Regions from separate parts of the Homo sapiens genome. Here regions 1 and 2 are each linked to region 3. The links are chromatin contacts, found by Hi-C or POLR2A ChIA-PET in ENCODE. All regions are on one chromosome and are shown on one strand. Each heading gives the region's core, a stretch centred on a gene start or an enhancer-like site at or near the end of the contact. The rest is flanking DNA. Distances are from core to core; before and after follow the strand shown.

Region 1 (4,416 bases), core at 1,546-4,045, 2.2 Mb after region 3:
CAATGTTTGTAAGATTTAGTATTTATCATATTAGAGAATCTGACAAGTTTCACGAAACAAGAGCCTTACTAAGTTTGATGTTCTCTGCCATTTTCTATTTCTTTAATGAAATGTTGGTAATGACCCACTAAGTTACTTATGTGTTTCATCAGTGGGTACTGGCCTGAGACCCTGATAATGGTTAAAAGTACAACTCTGAGGTCAGGCTGATGACTTTCAGATCTAGCTTATTGTCTGGGTTTGGGCAAGTAACCCCTATATGTCCTTGTTTCTTCATCTGTAAAATGGGATAATATTAGTAACTACCCAGGCCGGGCACAGTTGCACACCTGTAATCCCTGCACTTTAGGAGGCTAAGGTAGAACGGCTTGAGCCCAGGAGTTGGAGACCAGCCTGGGCAACAGGCATCTGCCTGTGGTCCCAGCTACTCAGGAGGCTGAGATGGGAGGATTGCTTGAGCCCAGGATGAGACTGCAGTGAGCTGTGTTTGCGCCACTGTATTCCAGTCTGGGAGATACAGTGAGACCCTGTCTCAAAAGTTAAAAAAAAGGTAGTACCTACCTTGTGGGCTCTACTTGATAATTAAATGAGAAAGAAGATAATGTGCATAAAGGCTTCCACTAGGGCCTGACGCATCGTGAGCGCTCAATAAACGTGGGGAGTACTGGGTGTGATGACAAAGGGTCTAATGCACCCAATCTTGGGAGATGAAAAAATGCTGCCTGGAGGCGATGGTATTAATGTTGGGATCTGAAAGAATGGTAAGAATTATTCAGGTGAGGATTCAAGTAAGTGCATAGATGGTGTAGAGAGAAATGAAGTTATGGGCAAAGGGAACAGCCCTTGCAACAGTTGTGAGGTGGCACAATTTCCAGGCTTAAATGACCTGAGAGCTTCCCAGTTTTGAGTGTAGCCTGAGAAATATCTGTGGCAGATGAGGTCAGAGATGGCAACAGGGATGAGATCACCAATGGCCCTGTAGCCACCTCAAAGAATTTTAGACTTTATCCTACGTGTTAATCAGATCTTTTTAAGAGTCTTAAACAGGGAAAAAACATGATTTTCTTTCTTGAAAGACCATTCAAGCTGTAGTGGATTTGGAGAGGGCAATTTCGGTGGCAGGGAGACCAAGAGGAGTCTACCGCAGTGTCTCTAGGAGAGATGACAGTAGCCTGAACCAGAGTAAGAACTGACAGGGAACAACAGTTTTAAAAATCTAATTGGGGCTGGGTGCAGTGGCTCACGGCTGTAATCCCAGCACTTTGGGAGGTTAAGGCAGGCAGATCACTTGAGCCTAGGAGTTCGAGACCAGCCCGGGCCAACAAGATGAAACCTCATCTCTACTAAAAATACAAAAATTAGCCGGGCGTGGTGGTGGGGACCTGTAGTCCCAGCTACTGGGGAGGCTGAGGTGGGAGGATCCTTGAGCCCAGAGAGGTCGAGGCTGCAGTGAACAATGATTGCACCACTGCCCTCCAGCCTAGGTAATAGAGTGAGAATCTGTCTCACAAACAAACACATCTAATTTAACATGGGGACTCCAGAGACAGAGGAAAGAGTAATGGATCATTTCCAGGTTTCTGGCTTGAGCACTTGGGTGGCTAGTGTTGGCACTCTCCTAGAAAACACTGGAGAAAAAGACATTCAATTTTTGGATATGTTGAATTTTGAGGTTAATAGAATCTTGAAAATTAAAGCTTCCTGATTTTGTTAATCCGTTTTCTGACACCCTTTAGCAATTCTTCAATGCAATGCTTTTCACATTATTATATGCATAAGAATCACCAGGGGTGTGGAGATGGGGATGTGAAAATGCAGGTTCCTAGGCAAACAAGCCAAGATTCTGGATACCAACTGGGTCCCAGGACTCAAAACAATCAGCCTGAGTAATTCTGATGGAGGGAGTCTCCTGACGACACTAAAAAAACAACAAAAACGACCCCTCTGCCGGGCATGGTGTCCTGTAATACCAGCACTTTGGGAGGCTGAGTCGGGAGGATCGCTTGGGCCCAGGAGTTCGAGACCAGCCTAGGCAACATAGGGTGACCACCCACCCCCGTTTCTAAAAGTAAAAAAAGACCCCTCGTGTGTCTCCACCGTTAGGTTGTTTTCCCACTGTCCACCCCTCCCTACTTCTCAGGCACCTGCTTGGGGGCCCCTATTGCTTCGAATAAGCTCCGTGGGAGCCAGGACTTTGTCTTGCTAACAGGTGCATCTTCAGCGCACTCAGAACAATATCTGGCACAGCACGAGACACCTAGAAATGTTCGCCGAACGATCGAATGGCTGAATACATTCATATGTTGCTTTGTACAAAAACTTGCTTTCAAATATCTGGGAAGAGTTAGAGATAGGAAAGCAGAGGTCATTTCAAAGAGAGAGAGTGAGGATACCACCGGGAAGGCAGCGCCGAAAAAACCAGAGGGGAACCACTTGCCGATCCCCCAGGCACAGTCTGGAGGTCCCAATTCCCGCGGTAGGGGGGCGAGAGATGCCACTCGTCTGATCAGCAACCATTTTGGGCCCGCTTGCGCCGCTTCTCCGGGGCGTCCGCGTTGTGCTCATCCAGTTGCTTTTGAGGTTCCGGCCCCCTCCAAACCTCTGAAGCGCTCCGTGCACGCGACGCGGCGGCGGGGTAAGCTGGAGCCCTCGCCGCGAGCCCTCTCCGCTGCCTGCCCGCAGCACAGCCGCGCCGACCTCCTCATCATGGCGGCGGCCGGGCGGGGAAGCCGGGCCGTGCGTCGCGTGCGTGCCCTCTCCCTCCCCTCCCCCTCCTCGGCGGCGGCGGCGGCGGCAGAAGCGGCAGCGCTCGCCATTGCCGCTGGTGGCAGGAGGCTGCGAGGAGCCGGCGCGGTCGCAGTCTCCACGGCGCAGGCCCACGGTAGCGCAGCCGCTCTGAGGTGAGTGCCCTACCGCGCAATCTCCAGCTATTTCAGCCCCGGCGCAGCCGCAACACGCCGCCCGCCCGCCGGCCGGCCGGCCCGCCCCGCAGCCGGCACCCTGCCGCCCCCGGCTCTGGGCCTGGGCCCCCGCCGGATTCGGCCCGCCTCGGGCGGGGGGCCCCGGCCCGGCCCAGCCAAACCGCCACCCCGAGGATGCGCAGGCCGCACTAGGCCCCAGGCGTCCTGGCGGGCTCGGGAGGGAGGCGCTGCCCTCCCGAGAGCCCCAGGGTTCCGGCCTCCTCCGCCGCCTGGGGCTCTCGGGGCCGCGGCCTTCTCCCCGCCGTGGAACCCGGGGCCCGGCCTTCCCGCAGCTCGGGAGCGGGAGGCGCGGGAGAGTGCGCCGGGCCCGGGAGCGGGAGGTGGGCGGGCTGCGCGGGACCGGAGCCGCGGCTCTCGGCTCGCCCCCTCGGCCCTTCCCGGCTCTCGTACGCGGGCGGGCGGGCGGGCGGCGCGGTGGGGCCGGGCTGGGGCGCGGGAGCCGCTGTCTCCTGCGGGAGAGGAGGCTGGCTCTTTGGGCGACCTCCGAAGCTTCCCTCCTGCCGGGGTGGCGTGGGCTTGTTACCCAGGTAGACTGGGGGACGCTGGAATATGGCGCGTTGCCCACCTTCTTGCAAGTTAGGAGGTGGCCGGGGCGGCAGTTCGAGGAGGAGGGCGCAAAGTCCTTTTGTACGCAGAAATAAGGAGCGACATTGTGTTTTCTTCCCCAGCTGAGATGTGCCCGCGGAGGGGCCGCGGTTCTTCCTGTGCCTGGGGTGGTGGTCCCCTGGGTGAGGGAGAGGGGGAGTGGCACGCCCCTCCGAAGGAACAGAACCTTTTGCCACTGGAAAGACAGGGGCTCTGAGATGGCCGTGTGCATGGTATTTTCCCATATCCCCAGACCTTTTCGGGTTTGTCATTGAATGTTGTGCACTCCATCGTGCAATGATGTCTGCTGCCTCTCTCACCTGTTGTGTCGTGGCTGCTGGTCCCAAAGTTTCTGCAGTGTATTTGGCTGTGCCCACCAGAACTTGAAGTTGTTTAAAAATCTTAATACTTGGGGGGCTTCCAGTGATATCTGCTCCAACCAGTTGGAGGAGCTGTTGCCTGCTCTCCATTCTTCTTAAGCATTAGATTAGAATATATTAATTGCTTATTTTAGAGCTGGTGTCAATCGTGCTGATTTCTTTATGTGGTCAGAGCAAAATTCACATTTTTTTAAGTGTTCAGAGACTGCGTATTGAGAGACGCATAAGGAGAAAGGTAGTGTGAGTGAGCCTGTCAGCTTGGGCAGTGTTGGGCAGAGCTTTTGTCCCGGGACATCATCTGTGCTCACAGTGATCCTTTTTCCCATTCCATCTCAGCCTAGCCTTTTAAAAAATTATTTTTCCTTTGGGCTTGACCAGTAAGTAATTGGGAAAGGGGGGTGCTGGAGTCTTGGAGATGCTGTTTGTGTGTGTGTGTGTGTTTGATTCATTAGTATCCCGACTCCCTAAAA
Region 2 (4,215 bases), core at 341-2,840, 2.7 Mb after region 3:
GATGGGGAGTTGGAGACCAGCCTGACCAACATGGTGAAAACCCATCTCTACTAAAAATATAATTAGCAGAGCGTGGTGGCACATGCCTGTAATCCCAGCTACTTGGGAGGCTGAGGCAGGAGAATTGTTTGAACCTGGGAGGCAGAGGTTGCAGTGAACCGAGATCATGCCTCTGCACTCCAGTCTCGGCGACAGAGTAAGACTCCGTCTCAAAAAAAAAAAAAAACAGTTAACATATATTAATTTTGGTTTTTATATTTTAGAACCATAGGCTTTTTTTTTTTTCAAGTCTCAAACATTTTCATAAGCAGCGTGCTATGGTGCTAGTGACTAAAACATTTCTGCCTACAGGGACTGGAAGTAGGAAAACAAGGAGGCAGTGCCAGTGGCGACCAGAAATTTGCACACCAGGTACAAAGGGTATTTGTCCTCAGCTCCAGCAGAGTTTCTTTTTTTTCTCTGCAACCATGTAAGGTTCTTCTAATGCAAAAGAAAAAAAAATCTGTCACATCTAAGGACCTTGAAAAGTTTTGTTTCCCTTGAGGAATTTGATATGCTTTTTCCTTATCATTCAGAAACATCAGTGTATAGTATGTTTTCCCAGTCTGCATTGCGCCCAGTAAGTTTCAAGCCAAAATTTCTGTTTAATTTTGGAACAATAGAAACTCCTGATCGGCACATTAAAAATTTTCTTTGATCTTGATCTTCCATACCCGTTGCTGCCTTTTATTTAATTTTACATTTCCTCTTGATTATATATCTTCCAAGCTGATTAAAATTTTCTACTAGCCAAAAGGAGTTTGAGCGAACAAAAATATTTACAGAGCCATCAGCCATCTATGAGAATACCTTTTTCTTGGCATTCCACACACTGCCAGGTGTTATTTGAAAAGTCTTTACTGATGTAATAAACCAGAAATGGTTTCTCATTGGGGTTTTATTTTGTATTTCTAAGATTACAGGTGAGAGTGAACATTTTCCCATATTTGTTAACCAGGTTTAAAACTGTTTGATTGGGACGTGGCTTATACAGGGACAAATGCAGCTAAGCCGACTGAAAGACAAATGAAACCCAGGAATATCTGGTTCTTACATTTTAGCTTTGACTCCGCCCCTGGGTCCCCTCACCTACCCGGACCCCAAGCAAGCCCTTTGTGTGTGTCAACCATCAGTGAATGGGATCTCAATCTGAAAAGCTGGCAGAATACCGTCTTGCCCCCAAATATGTGTATTATGCGTATATCCAGTGTCTGATTGCAATGTTTATGGGAAAAAGTTCCTGAATCCTAACCAAGACTGAGGCACTGGCCGTCCCCGGGAGTCTTTCCGCAGGCGCGGCCTCTGACACTCGGTCTTCGATTGGCCCGCCTGGCCCCGCAGGAGTCGGGGTGACGCCGGCCAGCCCAGAGCGGACGATGAGAGCTAGGAGTGGCTGCTTCTGCCTTTCTCTCCCCCTACTTTTTTTTTTTTAGCCATAGCTATGGTTACCACGTTTCTCTCCGCCTCCCGCCACCTACCAAGAAAACGACTGACCATTGGCTGCCTTTCACCAAGGCGGTAAGTCATTGGTCTCTGGTGGGACCGGGCGCTGCCCCCTTCCCCTGTCTCCTGGGTCTCTGGAGGAGCCCAGGAAGGAGGCTCCGCTGGTTCCGCTGGGTCAGGCGCTGACGGGACCGGGCTGCGGCAATCGTTAGCGGGTCATGTCGGCCGCCCAGGGCTGGGACAGGAACCGCCGGAGGGGAGGAGGCGCCGCCGGCGCTGGTGGCGGAGGTAGCGGGGCCGGCGGGGGCAGTGGGGGCAGCGGGGGTCGGGGGACTGGCCAGCTCAACCGCTTCGTGCAACTCTCCGGGCGGCCGCACCTGCCAGGTGAGTCGTGGGACAGGGTCCTGACCGCTTGCGGGCGGGAAGGTGACTGCTACCTTTTCTTTTTCTCCCTGGCTTGCTTTTCCTTGGGAGGAGGAAAGGCAGGCCCCACGCATAGCAGAGGGACTGGGGATCAGAGAAAAGGGAAGGTGTCTTTGAGGTCAGGGAGGGAACAGGAGCACAGCGAAGAAAAGTATCTGTGCTCTGTTGAAAGCTCTGTGCTGAGAGTTGTGTTTTCTTTTCAAAGGAGAGGCCACTGTCTCATTGACATTTCCAAATGTTTCGGTTACTCGATTCCCAATCTCTTCCCCTTCCGCAGTTTGATCTTGTAAATGAAAGACATTGGCGCCTAGCTGTGGGAAATTATTTCAAAAAGGGTGCCAAGTTAAGGAGAGAAGAAGGAAACGCATTCCAAGGAGTGATTTTGTAAAAACTACACGGGGCGTGTGTGTAAGAGGCATTCTGAAACGGAAGAAAGGGGTGGGGGAGTGTTGGCTGGGGAGTGTATGGGAAAGAGAACCTAGAGGATTAGGGAAAACTAGTTGGATTATTAATATTTTGGAATGTTCAGAGACAGGATAATGGTGTCTAGGTTTTAAGGGGAGAAAGTGAAGATCAAAAATATACTTAGTGACACAATTATGCTGTGTTTACAATATAAAAACAACTGAGAATTGGAAAAATGTACCCAATACAATTATTTGACATTTTGGTCTACAGTGCCCTAGCCTTGAGTTCAGATGCTTTTGAAAACAAAATAAAATCAAGTGGATATGTATGTGTAGACAATTTTAAAGAGGTATGTTTGTAATTGAATATTCAATCTAGTAGAAGGAAGGTAGGGAATTAAATAATGCAGAGAACGTCAAATATCCCACTGGGCAAGCTTATTTTTACTATGAAAAGAACTATCAGGAATGATGTGTTAATTATTCATCGTGTTTTTTGTGAATAATATTGATTATATTAGTGATATATTTGTTTAGCTGATGAGTTTTGAGAACATGATGAATTGGTTTTTATGAATTGTGCTTAAGACTGTACCTTATACTTCTAGTCAAAAATTATTATTTGATTAAATTGAAGATGACAAAGGGAATTTAGCACATTTAATGAGACAATTGCTTATGTTCGTGATGAGGTTGTTGATGTGTGCTAGAAATGTACATTACCCCATTTATATGCATTAAATCGAGGCATTTGTAAGTAGTCATATAATATACCAGAAGTTGGGTTTGAGACGTTAATATCAGACTGGGCATCCTAGAATTGCTAAATATACGATCTTTAACATGAAAAAGAAAAAAGGAGCAATCTTTTTTCTTACTCCCAATTAATAATAAAAACTTAGATTTTTGTGTATTGGCAGCTTAGAAGATGAATCTCTTAGCAAACACTGTCACCAGTTTGCCCTCTACTACCGCAATCTTTAGGTCTTTGATCACGGATTAATTATACCATGGGCTTCAAGTAGGCATTCCTAGGTTCCTAGAACCTGCTTGGTGCACTTCCTCACTTCAACCACGTGATGGCAGTGGAAGCCATGATTTCTGCTAAGGGGCTTCAGTGTAGAGCTATTTCTGCATTCCCTTAGCACACAAGACCAAGAACAGCCATTTATCCGGAGGTAAAGATAAACGTGTCTAAACTGTGAAAATTTGTAAAGCGGGGTCATCAGTCTCTTTTTTCTGCTTCCCTTTTCTCTTGACTGACACTTCATTGCTCCTTTACTCATTCTCAAAATTGGGACACATCTGATACCTCAATGTATTATGTAGTTTGAAATTCTTTCATACCAATTCTTTATTCTGCTAGGTATTGCATTTTAAGCCTCTCCCTTTTCTTGCATTTTGATAGATTTTAAAAGATTTTAGGTGATGGGGAGGAATAGGATGTCTAGGCTTGGTTGACGGGCCTTGGAGATAAAACCTTTTATTTTAAATTTATTTATTTATTTATTTATTTATTGAGATGGAGTCTCACTCTGTCCTCCAGGCTGGAGTGCAGTGTCGCGATCTCGGCTCACTGCAACTCCACTTCCTAGGCTCAAGCAATTCTCCTGCCTCAGCCTCCTGAGTAGCTGAAATTACAGGCGCCCACCACCACGCCAGGCTAGTTTTTGTATTTTTAGTAGAGACGGGATTTTATCATGTTGGCCAGGCTGGTCTTGAACTCCTGACCTCAGGTGATTTGCCTGTCTCAGCCTCCCAAAGTGCTGGGATTACAGGCGTGAGCCACCTCGCCCAGCCAAATTTTTTATTTTTTTGAGTGTACTATAGCGGCTGGTCGTGGTGGCTCACATCTGTAACCCCAGCACTTTGAAAGTCCAAGGTGGGAGGATCACTTGAGCCT
Region 3 (4,106 bases), core at 1,439-3,938:
GTCTTGTTCACCACTTATATCCCCATTGCCTTCAACAGTGCTCTCAATAGATGTTCAATAACAATTTGTTAAAGAAATGAATGATCAATAAATTTCTTCCTAAATAAGATGGTTTCATTAACTAATTCAACTTCAATGATTAAAAGTGTTCTCAGAAAAAAAAAACTAGACTAAAAGGTCAGTGGAACATGAGTTTAAATGGCACTCACATCTGTATAGTTCAAAACTAGCAAACTCCATTCAACATCAGTAAAACATAAGTGATATATCTGCAGTTCAAATACACAAAATATGCAGTGTGAAAGGATCCTGAAAGTTAAACAGGTCAAGAGCAGTTCAATAGAAACTGGATCCCATCCAAGGATTGCCTGTTTTATTAGTACAGGTAAGTTATTACTGATCTCAGCAAAGTACAGTAGAGATAGGGTTGTAGTACGAATTTTATCCTCATCTGTAGCAAAGTTTTCTTAAAATGGAAGCTCTTCCCTTCTACTGATAACATTTTTTTCCATTAATCAGAAAATTACCTAAAATGAACTCTACTGTGATAAAATCCAAGTACATAAGTGCAGTTAAAATACTCCAACAAAAAGCAAGCAAATGTATTAAAAATCTAATAACTTTTAGGTCAAAAATAATGATAAACATCCGCCTTTAAACTAGAATAGCCTAGCCTTTATTTGATTTAGTGATGGTATGCATTCAATGATTCCCTTTTAAGTTATACCTTTTAATGATTGTCACAAAGCATATCAAAGTTCTAAGTAGAACTGTCAACAGTATATCAAGTTTATCAAATTAAAGTTTGCTAGTATTCTTCATGAGACTCCGAAAAACTTTTTCATATGATAAATTCAACTAAAGCAAGTTTCATTCCATAAAATACCCTGGAAATAATTATGTATTCTACCTAAATAAAAAAAGAGATTTCTCTTTTATTTCGCAATATAATATGTTCTGCCCAAGATATTTTTTTAAAGGTTGCGCTTAGCAAAACCTGATTCTCCCAATGAGTTCAACAAACTTTTAAAACCCAAACTAAACTCACTTTTAGACTTTCAGAACTACTTGCTGATTAAAATGCCTAAGAAACTTTTAATTTTTAAAGTTTCAGTGAAACAATTTCACGACAACAAATCTAGTATTCTATGTTTTCCTTTCTCTTCAATTTTAAACATTTACAGACCATAGGAGTATATTAACTGCAGGATGCCTTGAAAAAGAAAGAAAAAAGACTGAGCGACTGATCTTGTGGAAATGATTTAAGGTGACACTTGCAGTACTTTTTTTTAAGGGATCAAGCAGGGGAGACCTCTTGTTTGTACAAGCTTTTAGCTTCATAACTGGCTTATGCTAGGGAATATCATAGCCTGCTTAAGAATGACTACTGGGGCAGGAGGAAAAAAAGCTAGAAAAAAAGAGAAGGCAGAGTGGCTCTGATGGAGGGCAAAGCAACTGCGGACGAAGAGGGGTCTACCTGGTTCACAGCATCCGTGATGATGGTGGTCAGTCTGACAGTATTTGTCCCTTAAAGGCATTTTCAGTGGACTCGACCTACTTTGCTTTCACTGTAAGAAGCTCTTCATTGCGGCGTGGCTGTTGAAAGAAGCACAAACCCGTCACTCGCCCTGAACTTCCTGGGGGGCACTGGCTGCATTTTCCAGATACGTTCCCATCATCAGCTCTCCGCTTTCCCTCCACGGACCCGCACCTCCCTCTCGAAAAGAAAACAGAAAGACGCACAAACCCTCCTGCAGCCCAAACTCCCCACACAGGTTCATCGCCCTACCCGGAAACGCAGCCTCGGGTGCGCAGCGCAGGGCGAAGGCCTGGCCGGCAGCGCGGGCGGCTGCGGCCTCGCCGTCCCGGGCGGGCGCGCGGAAACGGAGCGCAGAGCGCGGCGGGCACCGCCGGGCTCCGGGACTACGGAGGTGCCGCTCCCGCCGGCTGCTGGCCCACGCCGCGCCCTCCCGCTACGCACGTGCGTTGGGGTCTCCCTGGCGGAGACCCCGTCCCCACAACCAAGTGCGCCCAACTTACTCAACTCTTAGGGCGGGCCGGCGGGCGGGCGGAAGGAAGGAAGGCAGGCCGGGCGGCCGCGGGGACAGCCTGGCGTGGGAGGCGGCTGCGGGCCCCACCTGGCGCAGCCTCCGCTGACCACGCGGGGGAACCCGGACTCGGGCCCGACGCGCTCCCAAAGAGTCCCCGCCGGCGCTGACGCGGAAGCGCCACAGCTCACCACGTCCCTCCGCGGGCCGAGACGACTGCGGCGGCGGCTCACGGCGTCCTCCGCGCTGTGTGGCTAGGCGGGAGGCGCGCGGGCGGAGGCAGTTGACAGGAGGAACCGCCCGGCAGCAGCTGCCGCCGCCACCACCGAAGGAGCCGGAACCGGAGCGGGCAGGACCTGAGGCTTCCCTCGCCGGGGCAACGGCTGCCGCCGCAACCCGGGTCCCACCAGCGCCGCTCCACCTGCAACGGTCCCTCAGGCTTTAGGAGAGGGGCGGAGAAAAATGGGGGTCTCCCCCAACCTTGGGCCTTTTCGGTGGTAGTTGTTGTTTCAGGAAACTTTATTAAGTCAGCCTCTCTTTTACTCTGTCGCCCCCTCCTCCGGAGAGCCCGAGCTACCGCCGCGGAGCGCGTAGGAAGGGGGAAGCAGAGACTCTCCGGCAGCGACAGGGAGCGACTGACTGACCCCGGACGGAGATGGGGCGAGGGCAGGAAGTGACAAGCTCACCGAGTGGGTGGGGGGAGTGTGGCCGGCACGCCCGGGAGCGCCGCGCGCATGCGCCCGGCCGGCGCCCCCGCCTGTGGGTAGGCGACGCGCTGTGCCCGCCGCGGCCGGTGGGGAGGGGACCGGGGCCGCCGGCGCGAGGGCCGTGTCCGAGGGGAGGGAACCGGGGCGGGGGACACCAGGGCCGCGGCCGGAGTCTCGGGCCGACCGAGAGCCGAAGCCCAAAGTGAGGTGTGAGGCCCGCGATGCGGCGTGCGCGCCCACGGAGACGGGCTGCTCGGCCACCAAACTGTTGCTCTCGCTGTTCTCTGTTCAGTGGAACTGAAACTCGGGGAGGGTTGGGAGAGGACTTAGGAAGCGGTGGGCAGATGTATGAGCCATAAGTAGTGATGATCCCCAAAAGGCTGTCAGTGCATTGCTAAATGGCAAAAGTTGAACATTTTTTTCCTGCCAACAATTTTCGAAGCATGCCTCCCGGAACTTGGGGATTCTTTTATCAGGCCCAAGGGAGGGAAAGCATCTATTGGTAGCAGATGGGTATTTATCCTGGCAGCTCCGCTTCTCAAACTTGAAAGTGGAGTTGGGTCACGTGGGCTCACGCACTTTCCCTCCTCTTCTGCGCCCCGATCCTGCTTGGAAAATCCTCGAAGATCCCAGTCATCTGTCAAATTCTGCCAACCAAGGGCCGCTTCTTGGGGGCGAGAGAGCCGCCTCCGTTGTTTCCTCCCAGCTCCTGGAACGTAATTCTTGCTCTTGGTGACATCAAGCAAATATGTGTCCACCGCCCGTCAGGAAATTTTAAGAGAATAAAGCCCATTCGCCTTGTCTCCGATCCTCCCCAAGATCCACTGAAAACCTTTCCAGTTGGTCCAACTTAAGCTGCCATTGTGCGGGGTCCTGAAAAAACTGAAGTTCAGTAGATAGACTTTGTTTAGAAGAGAAAAAGTTCAGTTTTCAAAATCCAAAGGAAAGTTTGTAAATTGATACATTTGTTACTTTAAAAATGTTGGGCCAGGCGCAGTGGCTGGTGTTTGTAATCCCAGCACTTCGGGAGGTCAAAGCGGGAGGATCGCTTAAGCCCAGGAGTTAGAGACCAGCCTGGCAACATGGCAAAACGCCCTCTCAACCAAATAAAAAAAAATTAGCCGGGCAGGATGGCGCGTGCCTGTGGTCCCAGCTACGGGAGAGGCGGGGGCGGGGGGCGGGATGGCTTGGGTCCAGGAGGTGAAGCGTTTGCATTAGGTCTCCGGGGATTGCAGCAGCTTGATTCTAGGGGATGACAAGAAAGGGATAGAAACGTGATCTTTAACTAGTCACATAAGTGGTATGATCATATATATCTGTCCCATAGTTAAGAGGCATCACCCAACGTGAA

What was found. A loop is a pair of places that touch in the nucleus more often than their neighbours do. ChIA-PET counts read pairs that join two places held with the same protein, here RNA polymerase II (POLR2A). Pooled maps may share reads with other maps.
Region 1: a loop to region 3 is called in a map of CD8-positive, alpha-beta T cell, with 7 times the contacts of the local background. The contact joins the promoter of NRF1 here to the promoter of ZNF800 in region 3. A Hi-C loop is called at or near these places in 1 of 168 maps with a recorded cell type or tissue (CD8-positive, alpha-beta T cell) and 7 of 50 pooled maps. POLR2A ChIA-PET finds 5 or more read pairs at or near these places in 1 of 52 experiments (naive thymus-derived CD8-positive, alpha-beta T cell).
Region 2: a pooled map shows a loop between it and region 3 (7-fold over the local background). The contact joins the promoter of KLHDC10 here to the promoter of ZNF800 in region 3. A Hi-C loop is called at or near these places in 5 of 50 pooled maps. POLR2A ChIA-PET finds 5 or more read pairs at or near these places in 2 of 52 experiments (CD4-positive, alpha-beta T cell and activated B cell).

What each region holds. Positions count from the first base shown.
Region 1 is chr7:129,608,925-129,613,340 of GRCh38, forward strand. NRF1 (nuclear respiratory factor 1) reads left to right here and starts at 2,796. Exons shown (of 11, transcript NM_005011.5): 1 at 2,796-2,900. RefSeq lists enhancers at 2,214-2,263, 3,944-4,083 and a silencer at 2,654-3,643.
Region 2 is chr7:130,068,944-130,073,158 of GRCh38, forward strand. KLHDC10 (kelch domain containing 10) reads left to right here and starts at 1,591. Exons shown (of 10, transcript NM_014997.4): 1 at 1,591-1,866. The coding sequence starts at 1,701. RefSeq lists enhancers at 1,106-1,305, 1,336-1,525 and a silencer at 1,626-1,795.
Region 3 is chr7:127,390,020-127,394,125 of GRCh38, forward strand. ZNF800 (zinc finger protein 800) reads right to left here and starts at 2,689. Exons shown (of 6, transcript NM_176814.5): 1 at 2,041-2,689; 2 at 1,478-1,596. The coding sequence starts at 1,538. RefSeq lists silencers at 1,849-2,248, 2,649-3,048 and enhancers at 2,144-2,644, 2,489-2,618, 3,359-3,488.